Regions from separate parts of the Homo sapiens genome. Here region 2 is linked to region 1. A link is a contact called in ENCODE Hi-C or POLR2A ChIA-PET data. All regions are on one chromosome and are shown on one strand. Each heading gives the region's core, a stretch centred on a gene start or an enhancer-like site at or near the end of the contact. The rest is flanking DNA. Distances are from core to core; before and after follow the strand shown. Region 1 has its middle 89 kb from the start of PRICKLE2-DT. Region 2 holds the start of PRICKLE2-DT (PRICKLE2 divergent transcript).

What was found. Hi-C counts contacts between places; a loop is a spot of excess contacts on that map. ChIA-PET counts read pairs that join two places held with the same protein, here RNA polymerase II (POLR2A). Pooled maps may share reads with other maps.
Region 2: a loop to region 1 is called in a map of chondrocyte, with 2.0 times the contacts of the local background. The contact joins the promoter of PRICKLE2-DT here to the enhancer-like site in region 1. A Hi-C loop is called at or near these places in 1 of 168 maps with a recorded cell type or tissue (chondrocyte), 1 of 37 single-sample maps with no recorded cell type and 1 of 50 pooled maps. POLR2A ChIA-PET finds 5 or more read pairs at or near these places in 1 of 52 experiments (AG04450).

The regions. Positions count from the first base shown.
Region 1 is chr3:64,352,549-64,359,286 of GRCh38, reverse strand. No RefSeq gene overlaps it. Among named protein-coding and RNA genes, the nearest start is that of PRICKLE2-DT, 89 kb to the left of the region's middle. Within about 2 kb of position 3,631, at least 7 of the 41 ENCODE cell types and tissues checked have a DNase peak (open chromatin) inside an H3K27ac peak, as active enhancers do.
Region 2 is chr3:64,441,948-64,448,685 of GRCh38, reverse strand. It overlaps PRICKLE2-DT (PRICKLE2 divergent transcript), which reads right to left and starts at 3,429. Exons shown (of 4, transcript NR_183714.1): 1 at 3,279-3,429; 2 at 88-163.

The DNA of each region.
Region 1 (6,738 bases), core at 2,382-4,881:
TAGCTCTATTTGTGTTAGAAGTATTTTAGTTTTTATATGTTCATTGATTGATTACAGCACTGAGAGTTGCTTTCTCATGACTGCTCAGTGGAGTGTCTTTCAGCTGATGAGGACTAACGTGTCCTTGTTTTGAATGAAACTCTGGGTTTCTCTATCGACTTAGCTGGTAGCAACCATCCCCAGCAGCCTGGACAAAAGTGCACCAGCAGGAGATCCACCTGCATGGGTCCCTGTAGGTGGCCTCACTGTCAGGGTGGGGCTCGGGGATCTGATGGCTGCAGGGCTTCAATGACACAATTGCAATGTGAAAGTTTAAGAGGTTTTATTACTTACAGACCCTGGTGGCACACAGCAAGCCTGGAGGCCGCCACACACAGGGAGTTCAGGGAGCCCAGGCAGGGAGACAGAAGACAATGTGGCAACCATCTATACATATTTGGGAATAGATGTGGGTCACTTTAAGTTCACAGGCACATGCCTAAATGGTTCATGTAAGGGAAATTGCAGGGAAAGCTGGAAGCCCAGTCTGCTAGGTGGGCTAAGTTCTTATCTCTGCTAAGTTCTTACCTCTGGCTCCTGGCTTGAGCCATTTGGGTGTGGTATAGAACTGGAAACTGTCAAAAGTGACACTGAGCTCTGTCTCTGGCATGAGAGAGTTAAACTTATATTTAGAATGGATGCCAAGGCAACATAAAATTATAAGCATTCAGCACAGCCCTTCTATGCTTTCCACAGTACGAATATGCTGTCAGTCTGTGACTTCTCCATCCTTCTCCCCTGCCATTACTGCATGGTCTCATGACACTATGGCCCTGTGATATCAGGAAAGGGCCGCAAAAAATGGTGCTAAAGGTGCCGTGAAGATGCCAAGGAAATCTATAAACAATAGATGTAAAAAATGCAAAATTCACAGGAAACTGCTCTTTAGGAAGTGGCCAGGAAAACAGCATGAAAATCAACTGGTGATAGGGCTGTGGTGATAGGGCTGTGGTGCAAGTCACCTAGCATCCTGCGGGCACCACAAACATCACAGCTGGAAGAATTAACTAACCATTGTGTAGAAAAGTAAGTGGAGGGTATGAGAAAATATAGCTAGAGAAATGACATGGCTTTGAGGGCTTAGAATACACAGAGGAGGGTTGCCAGCGTGCTGATGCAGAACTTTATCTCCATAAGTCCTGGGCTATAAGGATCCCGTATAAGTGGCTTAGTTAGCCCTTCTATTTCTAGGAATTCATTTTCCAAACATGGTGAGTATACACACACACACACACACACACACACACACACACACACCCCAAATTTGCTAAAACTGGCTATGCACATGAGTTTTATATTGGGGAGTGAGGTCACATATTTTTAAAACAAGGGAAGAACAGAGGAAGGAAGGATGGAAAAGAAGGAGAGAGAGAGGGCAGGAGACAAGGAGAAAGAGAGAAAGAAGGGGTTGGGGGGAAAGAGAGAGGAAGAGAGGGAAGAAAATGGACAGACAAAAACAAGAAAGTGCTTTTCCAGTGAACTGTCAATGTCACACCCTGGTTTCAGGTGGTTGTTTTGGATCTGCTGGACAAGTATGGTTTGGAAACTGAAAGTTAGGTGAGTTCATGATTTTGTAGATTGTAGATGTCACCTGGCTGGGACCTGGGGAAATCACTGTCACATGAAAAGAGCTTGTTTCTGTAAATGTGCATTTGGGATGTGGGCCTTGTTCTAACCTTGGGTGACCCTCAGCTGCTTTGGCCTCAGTTTTCTCATCTATAATGTAAAGGGTTTGGAAAGTGATCTTCAAGCTTCTTCCAGTGATTTTGTGGCCCAATATGAGTTATCTGGAGATCTTCTCAACTTTGCAAGAGAAGGAAACAAGCCTTATTCTGCCAGTAGCCCTGGAGTTAACATGTTTCTTCTGGTATAAGTAAGACTTCCATGAACTGTGGTTGGGTGCCTGAATAAGCAGAGTCACCTCAAGATGATCTTTTTTTAGATATTTGCAAGAGGTTTTAATAGCTCCACAAATAGTTGGAGGTCAAAATAAGGATATTTACAACATGGACTATGGTAAATTAAATGTCATGCCTTGTCAACATTCATCCTCTCAGAGGTCCTGTGAGGTAGGTATATCATTATACCCATATTATGGAGCTCTAAAGAGGTGAAGAAGTCTTGGAAAGTCACATCACTAGTAAGTGTTAGAGCCAAGAGTAGAGTCCAGCTCTAGTGTACTCTAAGATCTGTGTATTGAATCGTCATCTGTATTCTTTCTCTCTACTGTTTTCCTACCAGAATCAATGGAATTCACAAAATACCTAAGCCTTGGTTAACTCAAACAATGGTACCAAAATGGCGGTTACAGACAACAATACTCCTGCAAATGTGTTTGTTTGACCCATAGAAATTTTCTTAAAGAATGGAGTCAGTTGCTAATGTTTAGAAATTGGCAGTTTCACATTGGGACCACAGCACTGCAAGGCTGGTTGGAGCTCAGTAGCTGTTGCCCCCTTCAGGAACATTTGCCTCTGACTTGCCTCCCTTATTAATGTTAGTTCTCAGTTTGAAAGAAAAATTCAACCTTTTGGATAGTGAGAAAAATGGTACAGTCAGTTCCTGAATGATTACAATGCAACCACAGTGACAATAGAATTGAAGGTGCTACACATGTAAATAACTCCTCCTTTCCCCTATTCCCCCTTTAAAAGTAACTGAATACCATGTCTGAAAATAAAAAATGTGCAAAACTTTATCAGGTACACACTGTGCAAAAGTATTCTCATATTTGCAAAAGGCTTTACCAGAATATCCTTAAAATGATGAGCTCATTTAAGTTATTATTCTTTTATAAAAACTTTGAATTTAGTGCAATTTCTTAGAACCTCTGATATGCAGACTGTGGTCCCCCTGTATTTAAATAGTTTCTATTTCTCAAGGGACCATGACTAGTATGGCAATGCTGGGGAGGGTGTAGTGGTAGCAGTGTATGTAGGTGTTAGAATTGCTTAATATTTTTAGGGCCTGAGAAGCCTCAGTTCAAACCCTGGCTCTTACATGTACTAGCTGTGCATTTTTGGGATACCTGCACAACTTCTCTGGGCCTCAGTTTTTTGTTTTGCTTTTGTTTTTGGTAAAATGGAGTTGTGTGAGTAGGAAAGTATATTTGAGTAGAAAAGTACATATATACATATATGTACTCATTAATATATGTGTTTATATAATGATTATCTGTGTTACTTTAACATGCTGCCTGGCACGTTGAAATAACACACCTTATTATAGCTATTGTTTTTCTCTTTATGGGATTCCCCAAGAAACCCTTTTTGAAATTTCTCTCAATCCTGACCTGACCACCTCCTAATATTTCTTGAAAATCTTTTGAACATTTGAGAAAATAGTGCTCTACGGTAGGTGACTTTTCCCTTCTATTGAAAGTAAGAGCAGGAGTAACTGCCTGTGCTTAGAAAGAAGGAATTACTTGTGAGCAATATCATAGTGATGGCATTTGGAAATAAGGCCAGTGACCCCAGTGAACTGGCTTCGGGCTGAAATCCTGTGCAGAGCCTGGGATAGCAGTAGGCCCAGTTCAGCTCTGGCTGCTCTGAGTGAGAGCCCCTCCCCTCCACCTTCAAAAGGGTTCACTTCCTTCTAAGTCATCATCCTGTTAACTCTGTACATCCCACTTCTGTGCAGGAGATTGGTGTCCAGTGTTGTTACTTGGAAGTAGGAGGTTAAACAGTGGAACCCCGTTCTGTCCCTTCTCTTGTGACTTTCATATCTTTTACTCTGCAATCCTTTGAGTGTTCTCTGTCACTCTTACTATTTCCTTCCTCTTTGTGCCCTGGGCTGCTGGAAAGAAGGCACTCAGCAAGAGAAAGTAGCAGAACGAATTCTCTTTTTGTGCGTCACGATAAGGTCTTGAGGACCTTATTTCTTACCCCACTGTGCCACACACTGGTTATCTTTTTCCAATATCCTTTCTTCCTATCTTGTTTTATGCTGAAATTTAGGAGGGCACAGGATAAAGACTGCATTTCCCAGCCTCCCTTGTAACTAGGCAGGCTTCGTCCGTCAGTTCTCAAGGGTGGATAACTGAAGTTACTGGCTCCTGCACTCAGAAGGAGAAGCAAGTCCCCCCCGCCTCCTTTCTCTCCCTTTTCCCAGCAGCTGGAATGTGGCTATGGTGCTAGGGAGCCACCATTGACCTGTCGATGATGGTAACACTGTACTGGTGTGGTGCACTCGGGATGAAGGAGGCTGGGTTCCTGAAACTGTGCAATTTCCAAATCAGCCCTGGTCTGCATATACTCAGCTGGTACACAGGAAAGAAATTAGCTTTCTCTTCCTTAAGCCACTGTTACTTTTGTCTTTGTGATGACTAAAGATCTTGAAACTTAGACACACACAAAGGTAATGCCAACCCTTTGTGATTAAGGGTTTTATTTGGATCTATAACTCATGTGGCCAGACGTTGCTGCTGATATATCATGGGAGCTTTTGGCCATGTGTGGCTTGATTCCTAAGGCACTGTAAAAAGACAGAATTTGGAATTAGAGAAAATTGGATTCAAGTTTTGGCTCTGCTACTTATGAGCTGTGTGACCTTGAGCAAATTAATGAACATTTCCGAGCCTCAGTTTTCCCATCAGTAAAATGGAATAGTAATGCCTAACTCACAGAGTTGTGAGCATTTTTGTAAAGCACTTAGCCAGTTGCCTAGCATATGTGAATTATCAATAAATGGTTAGATACATGTATCTGATGGGGCTATCCTTAGCGAAGAACGCAGAGGTGGTCTCTGCACGACTGAACAAAAATTTCAGATGGCTGTAGGGTTTTGAGTGTTGGTTGTAATAATGAGTCATCAGGCATTCTTTGATTCTTTGATTGTTGTGATAGACAGAGGCATGAAGCACCCAGCCACAGGTCTGGAGGAACTCTGCAAACGGCTGTCTGTGTTCTTCTTTCTTCTTTCAGCCCATCTTTGCTTCGTGTGGTCAGCACCCCAAAGTCATTCATTAAATTATGAATTCCTTTACATATTCCTCTGGTCATGCCAAAGCTCTTCTGTTGTGCTAGAAGCTAGGGCAGTACTTTTTTAAAAAAACGGAATAACCCCAAACATATTTGAATTCTATCTTATGGATTTCGTTTTATAAAATTATGATTTTCCAAGTCTTATTTATTTGGGTCAGGTAAATATGTTTACTTTCAGAAAGGAGCCTATCTCTCTGACACATCCTTCAATGTGTTATAGGCATATGTCTAGGCATAGCTTAGATAATCTTTCACGTTTGACTTATTGGGATTATAGTTCCATTATTTTCATCAGTATGGAGGTAGTAATAAATACCTATTCATAGGTGACTCTCAGATTATACATCTGTGCCGTGTTTGTAGAAAGCAGGAGAGGCTAGGGATTTGAATATAAATTCTGTAGTTAGGCTATCTGAGGTCACATCTCAGCTCTATACTTAATAGCTTTGTGACAACAGCAAGTTTCTTAACCCTCTGAGTCTCAGTTTCTACATCTGTAAAATGAGGAAAATAATTTAAGTCTCCCTTGAGATTGTTATAAGGATTGTTATAAGGATAAAATAAGTTAGTGTTGTAGCCTCTTACTTTGCAAATATATGCCAACCCCAATTGTAACAAAATGGTATTTGTGTATTAAACATAGAAAAAGTACAGTAAAAACATGGTATTATGATCTCATGAGACCACTACTGAACATGTGAACTGTCATCCGAAATGGCGTTTATGCAGCTCATGACTGTAGTTTGCAACAGATGTTGTACAGCTTGCAAAGCCTAAAACATTTTCTTCCTGGCCCCTTACCAGAAAGGGCTGATTCTGGTTGTTGGTAAATTAAAGGTAGAGTTTGACATGGGAACGTGAGTCTAGTCTTAACTCTGCCACCAAACTCGCTTATTTCCTCAGCCTGTTTACTTTACACTTGGTTTCAGTTTTCTAATCTGTATATGTCATAGGATTACTTTAAGAACCTAAAGAAACTATGGCAAGGCACTGAAAAGAATCTGAGTTTATGATACGTTGCTAAGCGGGGGAAACCTAGCCTATACAACAGTAGGTGCCATTTGAAACCATTCTTTGTTTTAACATGTTTCTGGAAAAATTAATAGAAAAATATATCAACTAAAATCTTAAGACAGGGGATGCAGGGGTAGTGGGATTATGGATGATTTTTCTGTGATTTAGTTCTCTGTCTTTGGTATTTTTTCTGAGTTTTATGCATTGACATATAATTAGAGAAGTTATTTTGGAGTAATAAAAGAAGTTATTTTAGAGTAATAAGAACATGATATAAAGAGAGAAGGAGCAGGAATAACCTAATTTAACAATGTCTTAGGCCTTTTTAGCCCCGGTTCTATGTTGTGCTGAAAAGAAAGAAAAGATTCCATGCCAGAGAGTGTCTCATGCAAACCACATCCCAGTGTTTTAAGTGCCACCTGGCAACAGAGAGACATACTGTTCTTTTCATAATTTTTCAGTCTTGGCACTTGAGCCTGGCATCACCTATGTGGCTTTGGAGATTGTGCTGAGTATTTGTGACTTCCTTAGAACCCCACAGAGCTCTCAGATGTTGTAGGACCTCTGTGCTCAGCAATAAGCAACAGACACACCCATTCCTGCTTGTAAAACTGCTTCCCACCAGTTCCGCTTTTTAAGAATATCCATCTAGGACTTACGAACAGGACTGCCAGGTCCCCACAACCATTGGCTTTGAACATTG
Region 2 (6,738 bases), core at 2,180-4,679, 90 kb before region 1:
TTGTGTATTTCTTTCCAGTTTCTTGATGCATATTTTAGGAGCAATTACAGGCAGACAGTCTATTCGGGTTTTGTTTTTCCACCTTACATTATAGCAAAGGCGTCTTCCCGTGTTGACAATTATGTATGAGGATCTCTTCAAGTTCCTTTAGTAACTGTATTGCCTTGAGAGATGAAGAAAAAACATACATCAAAGATGCCTATGAACAGCAAATGCAGTGATAAAGCAAAAGAAAACTGTCTACTATTCACTTGCAGCTGACAGCAAGAATGTTTTTTTCCTTCCTGGGTTACTAAACTTTGTCTTTCTAAGCAAGATAAAGTGGTTGTTCAATAGATAAGGAAGATACTACCTCTCATACATGAACCTCAGGGGTAAATAAGCCCATAGAATACTGGTTCAAACTCAGAGGAAATAGAGCAGTGGGGACTGGGCTTAGGAGGGGGTTCTTTTTATGGCAAGCATCAGGAGAAACCCTTGGAGCACTGTTTGTGGGTTGGGATTGGGCCACATGCACCTGGCTTATTCATACAACATTTAAAGTCCACTCACATCTTCTTGGCATCTCCTCTTTGACCACACAATAAAAGTTAAAGGCCAGAAACACTCCACACATGCTCCCAATGATGTTGTTATCATTGCACCCTCCACCAGCCATATCTGAGGCAAGACACCTGCTCCTAGCTCTTGTAGCTCCTTTGAGGGAATTTGAATAAGGCAACACTTCCTCAAGATATTCACCCTCCATCTGTTGGAAACTTGTAATGCACTAATTTTGTTACTGACCTTTGCTAAAAATTTTCATAATTAAAATACTAATAGGCGATATCCACAATCACAATATGAGCACTTCCCTAACCTCCTGGCATTTTCCTCCGGATACAAGGCCACGTGCAGTACAGAGCTGGGTGTGTGGTGCCCTGCTGAGAAAGCCAGGTGAGCATCCAGCCCTGGTACTGACTGTAACCTGGGGCTGTGATTGCTAACATCCCCTCCCCCTCCCCCTGCCTAATCTACTGCCTTAGATTTAGTTATTTAACAAATGTTTGTTGAGCATCTGAAATGAGCCAGATGCTGTGCTAAGCCTGGGCTAATGAAGAGATAGAAAAGCCGGGGCATTTACCCTCTGGGGGTATATCATCTAATGGTGATAGTTGGTGGTGAGTAACTTAGATAAAGCAATATAAGGAAGTCTATCCTTAATGTCCCTGAGTTTTTGGAACATTTTTACCAGGGCCAGGACTAAGATAAGGTGAGTGAGGCAGGGTTATATAAGCATGGGGTAGAATCCTGTCTTTGTTTAAAATGATATTCTGTTCATCATGGAGTTTTTTTTGCTGTTAACTTTGATTCTTTAGAATATTGAATAAAAACATGGTTTATCTTGGTTACTGAGTTTCTTAGCATCCCAGTACATTTTGCTCCTAAAGTAAAGGCCTTCTTTGCCTCACCCTAATTCCGGCCCAGAAACCAAACCAAACTTTACTGTCTAGGCATGAGGACAATCAGCTGACACTGATACACTGGGTGTGTCTGAGTTGTGGCCCCCTATTCTTTTGAATTTGGGGTGTAGGTGGTTTGGCCTTGCCACTCATTTGCTGTGCCACTCCAGGCAAACACCTTTTCTTCATCAAAGTTCAGTGTCTCATCTGTAAAACACTAAGTTTGGACAGTTATCTTTTTTGACAATGGGAAGAACGTCTTCTTTCAAGAAATATTTATAGAGAACCTACTAGAGGCAAGCATTGCTACAGGCTCTAGGGCAACTGAGACCAAGAAGACAATGTCCTTTCTGTTGTGCAACTTGAGTTTGGGTGAGGACAAATAAATAAGCAAACAAGATCACTTCAATGGATGCTACACATTATATTAGTGTGTGCGAGATCATATTAGTACGAGAGATGTTACAGCGGGGGCGAGGAAAGTTCTCTCAGGGAAGGTGGTATTTGAGTAGAAACATCAATGATAAGCCGGCATGTGGCCTGAACCTCTCAGACTTACTACGTTTGACAGCTAATCTTTATTTTTATTTATTTTATAAAAACAGGGTCTTGCTCTAACACCCAGGCTGGAGTGCAGTGGGGCCATCATAGCTTACTGTAACTTCAAAGTCCTGAGCTTCAGCGATCCTCCTGCCTCAGCTTACCAAGCAGCTAGGACTACAAGTGCACACCACCATGACTGGCTAATTTTTTACTTTTTATAGAGATGGGTCTAGTCAGATTGCCCAAGCTGGTCTGGAGCTCCTGGCCTCAAGAGATTGTCCTGCCTCCCCCTCTGAAAGTGTTGGGATTACAGGCGTGAGCCATGCCAGGCCATGACAGCTAATCTTTAATGAGCCTGAGTTTGTGCCTGTTATAATAACTAAACATGCCCCAACTCAGCTCTCTCAACAATGGTGTGAGATAAGGACTCTTGTTACATCATTTAAAAAAATTATTATCGATAAGGAGACAGAGGCACAAAGAGGTTAATTTGGGGAGATCACCAACTAGGAAGTGATGGAAAAGGTAATGGGAAAAAAGGCACTAAAGGCGCAATGGCTTCAAAGCTTGAATGCAATGAATCAACACTTACTTAATGAGCATCTACTATATTCCAGGCATTGTACAATTACATAGGGGCATAATTCCTCCTCCTCCTCCACTTTCTCTTCCTCTCCCAACACCTAATGAACACTAGATTCTAGGCATGGTACAAACTTTTAAAATAATCCATTTTCGGGGGTGAGAGCGCCGTTCTATAGCTTGATTGTGGTGGTGGTTACAGGTCTGTACGAATTTGTCAAAACTGGCAGAACTGTGCACTAAGAAAGGGTGAATTTACTGTATGTGGATTATACCTTAAACAAACTCAACCCTCATCCTTCCATCTCCACTCCCCTACCCCAGCTACAGCGGCAGGGGGGTGTGAAACGGTCCCTGCCCCTAGGCTGGGGACAAGGGTGAGGGACGAGCCTTCAGGGGCGGGACCAGGTAAGCGCCGGGAGTTGTGCCCAGTGGGCCTAGAAGCCAGGGAAAGGGAGAAAGTGGCCCCAGCCGGGTGCGGGGGAGGGATGGGAAGAGCCGGTGGACCGCGGGGCGAACCCGGGAGGGCGGGGGGATGCCGGGAGAGAGGGAGGGACCTGCGGGCGTGGAGGGAGAGGCAGAGGGAAGGGAGGAGGGGTAGGCGTGCGCTCCGGAGCGAGCCGGGGACTGCAAGGCGGAGACAGCCAGGCCAGCGGCCGCCGAGGGTGCCCGCCCAGGCTACCCGCCCTCCCGGCCGCGGCGCGGACGGACCGACGGACGGCGCTGCGAGCAGGAGGCGTCCGGCCATGTTCAGCCGGAGCTCCCGGAAAAGACTCTCCAGCCGCTCGGTGAGTGTCCCCCGCTCGAGCGGGGCCGATCGCCGGGCACCTCCAGCCGGCCGCGAGCGCCCGCGCGCAGCCCCACTGCGCCCCGCGGCTGCGCACCTGTGGCCCCAGGTAAGCCGGCCCCGCGGGCGGGGCGCGTCCAGGGCGCGAGAGAGCGCTCCAAGGCGCGGGAGGGGTTAAGTTCCGACCCCCCGGCTGGGCGACAGTGAGACCCGAACCGTGGCCCTCAGGGTCACAGTCTGGGGGATCCCTGGAAAGCCCCCTCCCTCCGGGCAAATCGGAATCCCAGCACCAAAGCTCCAGCGTCCAGCCACTTGGAGCTCTAGCGGGGACTTTAGGGCCGTCTTTTGGGGTGTCCTCTGCTGCCCCCTTTCCGGGAGCACCAGCCCGGTCTAGGGCGGGCGCCCGATGCTCGCTTCTTGCGGACTCCAGGGAACTGAAGGGTCTTGCTTTTGTTTCTTAGAAACCCGTGACCAAGGTGTCTGGGGGAGACAAAGCCCCAGCCGTGGTCATTTCGTGGTGGTGTAGTGCCCATGCCGGAGGCAACCTGCCTGGGTCCGCGCACCCTTCCCCAAGCAGGCGGGAGACCACCCCTGGGGCACTGGCAGTGCCCCGCCCCGTGTCCCCCATACAGAAGAGGAGCAGTTGGCTCAAATCACAGGAGGTGGGGTGGGAGGGGCAGGCCATCCTGCCAGGGACACGAGTGGGGCTGTGGAGGGAGACCCCGTGGTGGAGACATGCGTGTGTTGTCTTTTTGTTTTGAAGTTGACCGGACTGGGGCGGATAGAGCGAGGCCAGCCATGTAACGCCTGTGGTGACCAGTGCCCTGGGTTCGCCTTGCATAAATGGAGGTAGGAAGCCGTAAATGCACAACACTACAGCAAGATAAAATATGCAATATGTAATATACATACATATATATATCTATAGATATATATATATTCCCCTCCGCCTTAAATCTCACTTGTAAGTCACATGGAAAGAATGCAAAGGCTGTTTCTTTAAGAGCGGAGCTACATCTGCTACAAATATTGGAGGTGGAAGTGGTGGCCAGACACTGGGAGATGCAGGAGAGCCGGGCTCAAGGCTGCGTTTCACTGATGTGAGAACTGTGGATCCCTAGCACGGGCACTATGTGTCTAGGTAACTCACTCCAAAACAATTCACCCTGGGCAAGGCAGTGTTGCCAAGTGCCACAGTGCTGTATGTGTAGGATTCCCTGGACTAGCTGGTGTTTTCCAGTTGTGTTTTTAATTCAGCGCCTGTAACTCTGGGTCCCAACCGCAAATCCATTGCTGCCCGCCTGGGCCGTGTCAACCCTCTGCGGCGGCCAGATGTTTCTTATTAAATGTGCCTTGAGTGTTGACTTCCAGGCAGCCCCAGCTTGGATTGGAATGATTACGTTTGGGAGACAAGGGAGCTGGTTGCCCTCCCAATGCATCTGGCTGCTGGGGCTCTGGTTGGGAAAAGTTGGGGTGCAGGCTTACAAGCTGTCAGTTTGCTGGTTTCAAGCAAAAGGTGAATCCTCCCTGGCGTCTTCATAAAAAGGAAAAACTGGTGACAGGAGAAAATTGTGCAATATCATAACACATTCTCTCTTGGATTAGCGCATCTTTCCCCCTTTCTCCACCACTCAAGCTGCTTATGAAGAGGGCTTTTTCTGGATGCTAGGCAGAAAAGCCTGCTTTGATTCCACACCCCGCCCCCCGCCCCCCACCCCCACCGCATTAGTGCATCTCTACTTTTCCCCATTTGTAATGTGTGCTGGGCACCCAGTTATAAGAAAACTCCCAACCAGCTCCTTCAGAAATTAAATGCTTTTGTTCCTGCTTCAGATGGGTCTGGCAGCCTCTTTGCCTTTGTTTCAGGGCACTGAGCGCAACCCTTATGGCTCCCGAGCATTTAATAACTTCTGTGTCAGAGTCAAGGCGGGCGACCTTATAAATATGTAATTGGCAGACATAGACATTCATCAGTGGTACCGATGTGGTAGCCCAAATAGGTGTGCTGTAGCCCAGCCCCTTGTTTGTCCCAAATATGAACCTGGGTGAAAAAATGAGAATAGGTGTAGAAGCCTTATTTTGTAAACCAAATCCAGCATGACAAAACTACTGAGTGCTTCCTTTCTGATGCATCTTGTGCTCTAGTGGGGGTGGGAGAGGCAGAGTAATGAACAGCAGAGTAAGTGATTTCCAACTTTCCTTTCCTCCCCTACTCTGCAGCCCTTGGGTCAACTTCTGAACAGGGGCTTTGTGGGGCAGTGGCGCAGGGTGGGTGTGTAGCCTGACTTCTCTCCTTCACTGTGTGATCCCTGATCACCTGTCTGTCACTACTCTCCCTAGTTCCCAGTTTCCCTACTGTTAAGTGGGCATAATAATGGCATTTAATGCAGAGCATGATTGTAGAGATTAAATGAGATCTTGAAAAACACATGCTTTGTCCAGTCCCAGGCATATCATAAATATTTGCTAATTTTGTTAATGATTTTTAGCATCCCCTCAACCACTGCTCAGGAGGGGACATAACTAGTGTATCTGGGGATCCTAGGGGTCCAGGGCCACTCTAGACCTTCATGATCACAGCCTTTTGAAGAATTTTAAGCTGTTTTAATCTAGCTGATTTTGCAAAGGGAAAACAAGTGTTTTATTTTCAGCCCATTATGGAACTATTCTTTTGGAAAGAGACCATTTCAACAGGCTTTACAGATTTTCATACTGAAGCAATTGCCCTACCCCAGCAGAAAGACCACTTTGGCTCCATGAATAGGGTTTTTATGGCACTTCCAGCCATTGCTGGGAAGGCAGCAGCTGCTTGCTCTTATCCCCTCCTTTTCCCCATGGGCATACTTTTGGGTGACCTTTCGGAGAAGAGAGACAACTATTTCTGGGTTACACAGCACGGTCTTCTTTTTGGCAGTTTGAAACCCACTTTACACCCCTCTCACTGGGGCAAGCATGAGCCCCTGGGAGAGAGAGTTGGGCCTGGGTAGGAAGAAAAGGCAGGCCTGACACAGAGGCCAAATGCTGCCTTTCGTCTGACCCAGGGAGAACGGAACTGTTCTCACCCCAAATACCAAGGAACCCTAAGATGATCACTTGTTGCCCTTGTTCACCACATCATCCCCTTCACTGGCCTCTCTGGTCCCCTTCCAGTACTTTGTCCACACAGCAGGCATCTCTTAAAAACAGGATAGAATTGTGTTACTGCCTCCCGGCATGACGGCACTAAAGTTCTAGGGAGGAAGTACGTTGTAAACAAACTTTGCTTCTCTCTGACGTGGTGGGGCTTTGAAGTCCAGACAGAGCAGGGCTGGCATTTGCAATGGCTTTAGCAAGCTGTGTGACCTTGAGCAAATGACTTAGGTTTCCTGAGTTCCGTCTTCCTCA